Regions from separate parts of the Homo sapiens genome. Here region 1 is linked to region 2. A link is an interaction called in ENCODE POLR2A ChIA-PET data of the cell type or tissue named here. Cell type or tissue: A673. All regions are shown on one strand. Each heading gives the region's core, and the rest is flanking DNA. Links, peaks and the distances in the headings are about the cores only. Region 1 overlaps COG5 (component of oligomeric golgi complex 5). Region 2 has its middle 20 kb from the start of PRKAR2B.

Evidence for each region. ChIA-PET counts read pairs that join two places held together with the same protein. Peaks named below come from ENCODE experiments on the same cell type or tissue, not always from the same donor. Only the 100,000 strongest peaks of a DNase experiment are listed, where the experiment ranks them.
Region 1: POLR2A ChIA-PET joins it to region 2 with 9 read pairs; 2 of 35 experiments call an interaction of 5 or more read pairs at or near these places.

Annotation. Positions count from the first base shown.
Region 1 is chr7:107,323,204-107,327,603 of GRCh38, reverse strand. COG5 (component of oligomeric golgi complex 5) reads left to right here. Exons shown (of 22, transcript NM_006348.5): 11 at 3,083-3,164. Among named protein-coding and RNA genes, the nearest start is that of GPR22, 140 kb to the left of the region's middle. In A673, for the core only: no CTCF peak of the experiment used is centred there; no DNase peak of the experiment used is centred there.
Region 2 is chr7:107,022,643-107,027,042 of GRCh38, reverse strand. No RefSeq gene overlaps it. Among named protein-coding and RNA genes, the nearest start is that of PRKAR2B, 20 kb to the left of the region's middle. RefSeq lists a cis regulatory region at 1,216-1,412. In A673, for the core only: no CTCF peak of the experiment used is centred there; no DNase peak of the experiment used is centred there; H3K27ac peaks cover 1,234 bases.

The DNA of each region.
Region 1 (4,400 bases), core at 145-4,144, 300 kb before region 2:
TTTTTAATTGTTGAATTGTCAGAGCCATTTATATATTCTGAATATTAACTCCTTATTAGATATATGGTTAGCAAATGTTTTCCCCCATTCTGTAGGTTGCCTTTTTACTCTATTGATTGTTTCCTTTCCTGCACAGAAAATCTCAAGTTAGGTATAGTCCAGTTTGTCTATTTCTGCTTTTGTTGCCTGTGTTCATGGTGTCCTATACAAGAATTATTGCCAAATCCAGTGTCACAGAGCTTTTCTCCTATGTTTTTTTTCTAGGAGTTATAATTTCAGGTCTTAGGTTTAGGTCCTTAATCCATTTTGAGTTAGTTTTTATACATGGTATGAGGTAAAGTTTCAACTTTATTCTTTTGCATGCGTATATCCAGTTTTCCCAGCAGCATTTATTGAAGAGACTGTCCTTTTCCTATTGTGTAGCCTTGGCACCCTTGTTCAAGATTGTATGACTGTATACTTGATCGTTTATTTTTTTGTCTCTCTACTCCATTGGTCCCTATGTCTGTCTTTATGCTGGTACCATACTGTTTTGATTCCTGAAGCTTGGTAATATGGTTTTTTCCATTTGGATGGGTTTTATTTGGGTTTTTAGAGATAGGATCTCCCTTTGTTGCCCAGGCTGGCTGCAAACACCTAGGCTCAAGCAATTCTCCCACCTCATCCTCCAAGTAGCTGAGACTACAGGTGTGTTCCACTGCACCTGGCTCTGTAATATGTCTTGAAGTCAGGAAGTCTGAGGCCTCTAGCTTTGTTTGTTTGTTTTTTCCCTCAAGAAAGATATTTGGATATTTGGGATCCCTGGAGATTCTCTATTAATTTTAGTATTTTTTTATTTCTGCAAAAATGCCATTGAGATTTTGAGAATCTGCAGATCATTTGGGGAGTATGGACATTTTAACATTATTAGGTCTTCCAACCCATAACACAGTATGCTTTCCATTTACTTGTGTCTTCTTTAATTTCTTTCAACCATATCGTGTAGTTTTCAGTATACAAGTTTTTTACCTTCTTGAATAAGTTTATTCTTAAGTATTCTTTTGGATACTGTTATAAAAGTAGGGTAGTTTTCTTCATTTTTTTCTGGCTATTTCATTGTTAGTTTGTAGAAACACACTAATTTTTATGTGTTGATTTTGTAGGCTACAACTTGGCTGAATTCAGTTATTATTTTAACAGGCCTTTTTGAGGAGTCTAGGATTATCTACATACAAGATCATATCATCTAGAAACAGATATAATTTTACTTCTTCCATTCCAATTTGGATGCTTTTTATTTCTTTTTCTTGCTTGGTCCTTCTGGCAGGACTCCTAGTACTATATTGTATAGAAGTGGTAAGAGTGGGCATCCTGGCCTTGTTCCTGATCTTAGAGGGAAAGCTTTCTGTTTCGCACCATGGAGTAGGATGTTAGCTGCAGATTTTTCTTATGTGGCCCTTATTATGTTGATGTAATTTCCTTCGAGTCCTAGTTTGTTGAGTGTTTTTATCATCAGATGGTGTTAAATTTTGTTTAATGCTTTTTCTGCATTAATTGAGACGACCATGTGGTTTTAGTCCTTCATTCTGTTAATGTGGTATATTATACTTCCTTAACATGATGAAAAGCATCTACTTTAAACTAAGATATGCAAGACATAATACATAAAATCTTAGGAATCTGAATGTATTTTCTGATCGTTGCATAAGAAATCAACAATGATTTGATTTGCCTTGTTTATGATTAACAGTTCTTGAGTAAATTTACAACCATAAGACTTATTTTAAAAAGGAACAATTAATGAAAATGGAAGTGTACACAGGTATAAAAGTCACAAATCAGTATTTTTCATTGGTCATTTTGTTCACTTGTCCAAAATTATAATTTTATTTTTGGGACTGTAGCAATATTTTAACATTAGAGATATTTTATTTTATTTTTACTCTTACTTTTTTGTTTGTTTGTTTGCTTCTTGAGACTGAGTTTTGGTCTGTTGCCCAGGCTGAAGTGCAGTGGCGCAATCTTGGCTCACTGCAACCTCGGCCTCCTGGGTTTAAGTGATTCTCCTGCCTCAGTCTCCCTAGTAGCTGGGATTACAGGCATGCGCCACCACACCTGGCTAATTTTTGTATTTTTAGTAGAGACAGGGTTTCACCATGTTGGCAAGGCTGGTCTCAAACTCCTGACCTCTGGTAATCCATCCGCCTTGGCCTCCCAAAGTGCTGGGATTACAGTTGTGAGCCACTGTGCCCAGTCTTAAAATATTACTTTGAACCATATGAAGTTGGCATTTCTGGCTGCAAAAATAGTAGAATATTGGCAGTATTATATTGTATACCACACATGTGGATGTATCTTAAAGTATTTGGCAAAATTTCTAAGAGTGTGATTCTATTTTAACAGTGTTAAAGTTCTTTGTCTTTCTTTAACAAATGATACTTTAATTAATATTTGTCTTTTCTTTATAGTGCTTACTTTTTAAAACATATATTCAAAGTTGAAAGTATCATGCTAAACTGAGTAGTAGCAATTCCTTTGAGTTTTTTTAAAACTATATCTAGGCTTCAGCCATTCTCTTTTGTAATAGTGAATTATTTCTTGTTAGTTATCCTAACAAGCATGTTGTAAGCAGGCTTTTGTCTATCATTTTGTTATAGTCACACAAATTGCCCTCCGTATTTAAAAAATGATGATGAGAGTAATAATTTATGTAATAATAATAGCTAACATTCATTGAGTTTATTGTATTTCAGGCATTGTCCCAAGACTTTTATTAATTTGTTTAATCCTCATAATTATCCTGCAATGTTATCACCATTTTTCATATGAAGAACAAAGGCCCTGAATGGCTAAGCAACATGCCCAAGGTTACACCAGCTATTATGTGGCAGAGAAGAAGAATGACTGACTACTTGAACATAAGACATAATTTGAATCATCTTTGTATTTCCATTTAATTAATAATTCTATTGTTTGATGGTTAGATGTCTAAAATTTTTATTTAAATTTTAAATAACTTTTCAAGGTTACGTGTTACCCATTATGATTTCTTAAAATAAATGCATTTTTTTATTTTTAAAAAATTTTTGTTTGTTCTTCACAGGATGGACAACCGGAAATTTTCTACACATTTTGGAATTCAGTTACTCAGGCACTTTCTTCTCAATTTCATATGGCAACAAACTGTAAGTTTACTACTTATTTTGAAAATTAATTTCAAAGTTTTAAGTTATTTTATCATTTGATGTCAAGAAGCTTTGCTGTATTGGTTTACAAAACATTTTTATTGCTATTTTAAAATTCCTGGCTAATTGTTATTTTGTCTAGATGTTTAATCTGGAATCTCCTAGACATATATTCAGTAAACAAAATTTTTACACATTTTAGTAATTAATATTTAGAATAAAATTCTCCAGAAAAATAAGTCAATATCTTATTATTCAGACATCAGAAGAACTCTGTCTGAATTTTTCCTACGTAGAGTGTGTAAAGCAGTTAATGTTGAAAAATTTAGTTCATGCTTTTAGAATTAGTGTATAACTAAAAGATATAAAAATACAGAGGCTTTGCAAATTTTTTATTGTTAAAAATGAAGATTTAATGAATAAACAGGTGAAATATCTACATCGTGAATTAAAAGTTGGTCATTCAAATATGTTCCACAAAACTTTTTCTTAATTTCTTTATATCATGAAATAATGGACTGGTAGATCTATACAATGAAATATGCAAACCAGCTAATATCTTACGCGTGTGTTTGTCTAAATACTTTAGGTAAGAGCATATAATGTACCTAGGCCTTTAAAAAGTGTTAAGAGTTCATTTCTATTTAAATTTTTATTCACAAGCATTTACTAGAAGGACTTACTGTATGCTAAATATTATTTAGCCACTGCCCTCCCTACACTGACCAGAGTTAAATAAACTAGTCTGCTTGTCTCTCTACTTATTTCTAATGAAGTATGTAGTAAGACAGTAACCACAAAGAGGTCTTCATTCATTTGTAGCTAAACAGAACTTAACCTAATGGGATATTAGGATCCATTTACTCCATTTAGTTGTAGTGTTTCGTTTTCTTTTGTTTTGTTTTTTTCCAGACGGAGTCTTGCTCTGTCACCCAGGCTGGAGTGCAGTCACGTGATCTCGGCTCACTGCTGCCTCTGCCTTCTGGGTTCAAGCAATTCTCCTGCCTCAGCCTCCCTAGTAGCTGGGACTACAGGAATGTACCACCACTCCTGGCTAATTTTTTTGTATTTTTAGTAAAGACGGGGTTTCACCATGTTGGTCAGGCTGGTCTCGAACTCCTGACCTCAAATGATCGGCCCGCCTTGGCTTCCCAAAGTGCTGGGATTACAGGCATGAGCCACTGCGCCCGGCCTGTTCCGTTTACTTGTGAATCACACTGCTCATTTTGGGAGGGA
Region 2 (4,400 bases), core at 215-4,214:
AATTAATTTTTCTTTTCTTATTCTTTAAAAATTTTTTTCCTCTTTCCTGCCTCCATCACTCTATAGTTGTTTATACTGAATCTAGACCTATGTATTTGTCACCAAAATGAAAATAGAATCCATCTGTTCCTGTCATCCTTATAATAATATTATTTTTGTAGGCTACAACTTACATGTGCTCTTTCCTCTAGTTATATACAGTACTGGCCTTAAACCCAAAGTCCAATTTTTAAAAATAATATTTAAAATAATAATAAGGTTGATCATAGAATTATTTGAAAAACAAGAAATTTTGCATAGTCCCAATATTCAGAGACAACAACTGTTATTTTTTAAAAATAAATTTGGAATCATACTTTATATTTTTCTCCTGATGCTTAGATAACAAAATAGACTGCCTCTACCATTTTTAATTCTGTCCCCTTTTTATTTATATACCTTCACTTTTCCATAAACAATAGATTCCTAAGCTGTAATAACCCTTCAGTTTCACTGATTATGCACAGAAATTTTTGCTTATTAATGTTTCATTAGCATTTTTCTCATGCAGTATATTTTCAGTTTCTGTTGTTATTCATATCGCTGAGGATTGCATGAATATTCGTGCCTTATTTCAAGCTCTATCCGTAATGTATCGGAATGCTAATCACATTTTGCCTAGCATTTTTGTATATTTCACACAGTTAGAAGGCAACCCATATGCTGGCTCTGTTTTTAAATGATTTATGCCTGATTGTATTGACTACTGTCTCCTGAGACAAAAGCACTAGTTCAAGCTCTTTTAAGTTATTCTGTTATTGGCTTCAAAATACTGGAAATTCTAGTCTGTCATCTTCTTGTAACATTATTTAGGCCCGAGGTATTATCCTGTTGCTGGCTACCATTAGTCTTTGCAGTTAAATGATGAAAAAAATTTTAGTCTGAATTGTAAAATGTTGAGTGCCTCTAATTTCTACTATTCTTTTGTTAGTTTCCTTAAATGAGATAGCAAAAAGCACCAGTGTCATGGATTTTATTATTTCCCTTTTCCCAAAATCAAACTGAATGTATCTGCCAAAGCCTTATTTTAACAGTAGGGGAATTATTTGCAAATGCTGTGGTAAGCCAATCTGTTCCAGGAACTCTCTTTTTCCTCATGAACTTTATTATGCTTTCTAACTCTCAGCTGTTTGCCTCTGCCATTTAAAATCCAGTCTCCCATTAGGAAAATAAAAACAGTACAATCCCAGAACATTAGAAGGAATCTTATTTCATCCTGCTTTAAGATTACTTGCATAATCATAAGAGGCTGTCTTGCAGAGCTGGATGGTGTGGACATTCATCATTCTGTGGAAGACTTGGGGTCACTCACAGAAATTGCTGACTCATCTTTTGTTTTTTTTGTTTGTTTTAGAGACAGTGTCTCTCTCTAGCCCAGACTGGAGTGCAATGGCATGATCATAGCTCGCTGCAACCTCCAACTCCTGGGCTCAAGTGATTCTCCCACCTTAGCCTCCTGAGTAGCTAGGACTACAGGCATGCGCCACCACACTCAGCTAATTTTTTTATTTTTTGTAGATTTGGAGTTTAACTTTGTTGCCCAGGCTGGTCTCAAGCTCCTGAGCTCAAGTGATCCTCCTGCTTTGGCCTCCCAAAGTGCTGGGATTACAGGTGTGAGTTACCACACTAGCCTCATCTTTTTTTTTTTTAACTGATATTTATTTATGTAAATAAATAAACATTTTCTCCTTTATCTGATTTACATCTTTTAGTATATCTCTGAATAAAGCTTTTACTTGAGTCAGTGCCATTTTTCACCTTTCATAAATGTGTTTGTCCATTTCTTCTTTAATTTCAGCGATTTTTTTCCTCTCTGATACATTCCCCTTCTTTTGGCTGCCCCCTTGGTGTTACACAGAGATGGCCCCCTCCCCAGCCTGCCTTCCCCCACATTGCCATCTCTATCTCATGATCTGACATGCCTCACCAATTTCGCATACTCTAAGGCATTTTCCTCAATGACTCTTCTGATTGCAAGCACAAGGAACAGCTACTCTCACTATTATCTTTCACACTACATCTTTCACAAAATTCCTTACTTTGTATGATATTCACACTTCTTTAGTTTTACTTTTCTCTTTTAATGTTTGTTCATTGAGAGTGAGAAGATGAAAGCTGAATGGAAAAGGAATCAAAGAGCATTTTTTTTTAAAGTCTACATTTAGAATGAATGATAGCTACCAAATATCAGCATGAACAACTAGGGGCCTTTCAGCAGAAACTTCAGAGGACCCCCTCATCCTGTATTAAATATAATATGAGGCCACAAAAAGAGGGGTTCATAGGGAGACATCTATACTTGGCAAGCAGGACTATGTGTATGCGTGTGTGTGTGTGTGTGTGTGTGTGTGTGTGTGTGTTTCATGAAGGCTCAAACCATAGGAATAATTGTTTGACAAAGTGAACAGCTACTCTTCATTGAAATGAAAACTTTCGTTATGGTGGTTAGTGACTGTAACTTTGGTTATTTTATGGAGATTTACTGGTCTCTGATAGCCATCTCCACCCCAAATATTAACACTGAACCAGAAGAGCTTCCTTTAGCCTCTAGGCTCCCTGAACTTCCTGCAAAGACTGTCACAAGAATTCTAGATGGAAGAAACAACTCTTGGAGCTTGGAGGCAGTTTTAGTATAAAAAAAGATGATAGAGGACTCAGCATTTTTTTTTTCTGAAGTCTATAAATTGTGTGTGTGTGTGTGTGTGTGTGTGTGTGTGTGTGTTGAAATTAGGAATGGTGAAGGCTCTTGATTTCAAAGCTCAGTGGCATAAAGAGTAACCATGTTCTCTCACAAAATTTTTTCCATCTTCATAAATAGAGTATTGGGCTTCTGTAGACCATAATCTGACCAGAGTGGCATTTTGCAAGTGTTTAAATTGTAAAACATTTTTTCTTGGATTCTTACAAAAACCTTGACATTCTGTGCTCCAAATGTGTTGGTTTGGCAGTTCCTCAACTCATCAGCCTTTTGTGTTATCTAGTTATTCTCTTAACAGTTTTTGGCAGTGGTGTGCAAGAATGTTCTACAAGCAGTATTTTTTTTTCTGATGACTTTTTCTCTTTGTTTTTTTTTTTCTGTCTTTCTTTCCCTTCCTTGCCATCTTAATGAACTTTTGCTCCATAACAGATTACCCTCAAACTTAGCTATTTAAAACAACAAACATTTATTATCTCACAGTCTCTGTGGGTTAGGAATTCAGGAGCATATAAGAGAGGTTGTTCTGGCTCTGAATCAAAGTCAAACTGTTTTCCTTGGCTGTGTTCATCTGAAAGCTGGACTGGGGCTGGAAGATCTGCTTCCAAGATGGCTCACTCAAAAGGCTGTGGGTAGCAGTCTGTAGTTCCTCTCCACAGCATTGCTTGGAGTTTTACTTTTGTGTTCTCACAACATGGCTGCTGGCTTTCCCCAGAGCAAGTGTTTGAGAGAAAGAGAGAGAGCAAGGAGAAAATCTTATTTCCTTTTATCCCCTAATTTAGGAAGTGACACACCATCTTTTCTATCATATACTGTTCATTAGAAGCAAGTTATTAAATCCAGCCTATATTCAAAAGGAGAGGAATCCAGCTCCACCTCTGGAGAAATAAAAAAAATTTTTTTTTTGAGATGGAGTCTCGCACTGTCACCCAGGCTGGAGTGTGGTGGCGCAATGTCAGCTCACTGCAAGCTCCACCTCCCGGGTTCAAGTCTCCCCAGTAGCTGGGACTCCAGCCTCAGCCTCCCCAGTAGCTGGGACTACAGGCGCCTGCCACCATGCCTGGCTAATTTTTTGTATTTTTTAGTAGAGACGGGGTTTCACTGTGTTAGCCAGGATGGTCTCGATCTCCTGACCTCATGATCTGCCCACCTCAGCCTCCCAAAGTGCTGGGATTAGTGGCATGAGCCACCACGCCCCACCTGGAGAAATCATTATTAAAGAAATGGTTTACACATTAAAAAATCACCACACCTACCTTCTTTTCCCTCCCTTTATGGGAATTCTTGTTTGATGAAAAAAAAACTGGGGTAAGACAACACCAATATTGCTTTCTTCTTCTAGAAATAAAGATAATGTCCCCAGAGGAAACACAGTAGCAGAGAATTAGGAACCAGAAGGCCAAATTTACCCTCAGTCCTGTAGTTAAGGAACTTTGTGATTTTGGGTGAACCACTTCACCTTATCTGCCTCAATTGTATTCATTGTTAAGATCTAGACACTCTTTAAGATTCCTTTTAAATCCAAAATTCTATTTTACTTCCTATATTTATTTTGCAGGGAAGTATTACTTAAAATTTGCTCTTTTAGAGCCCCCGAAATGAAATTTCTAGTTCTTTGGGTCTCAATCACTATATAATCCAATTAGTCACATACTCTGCTCCAGTC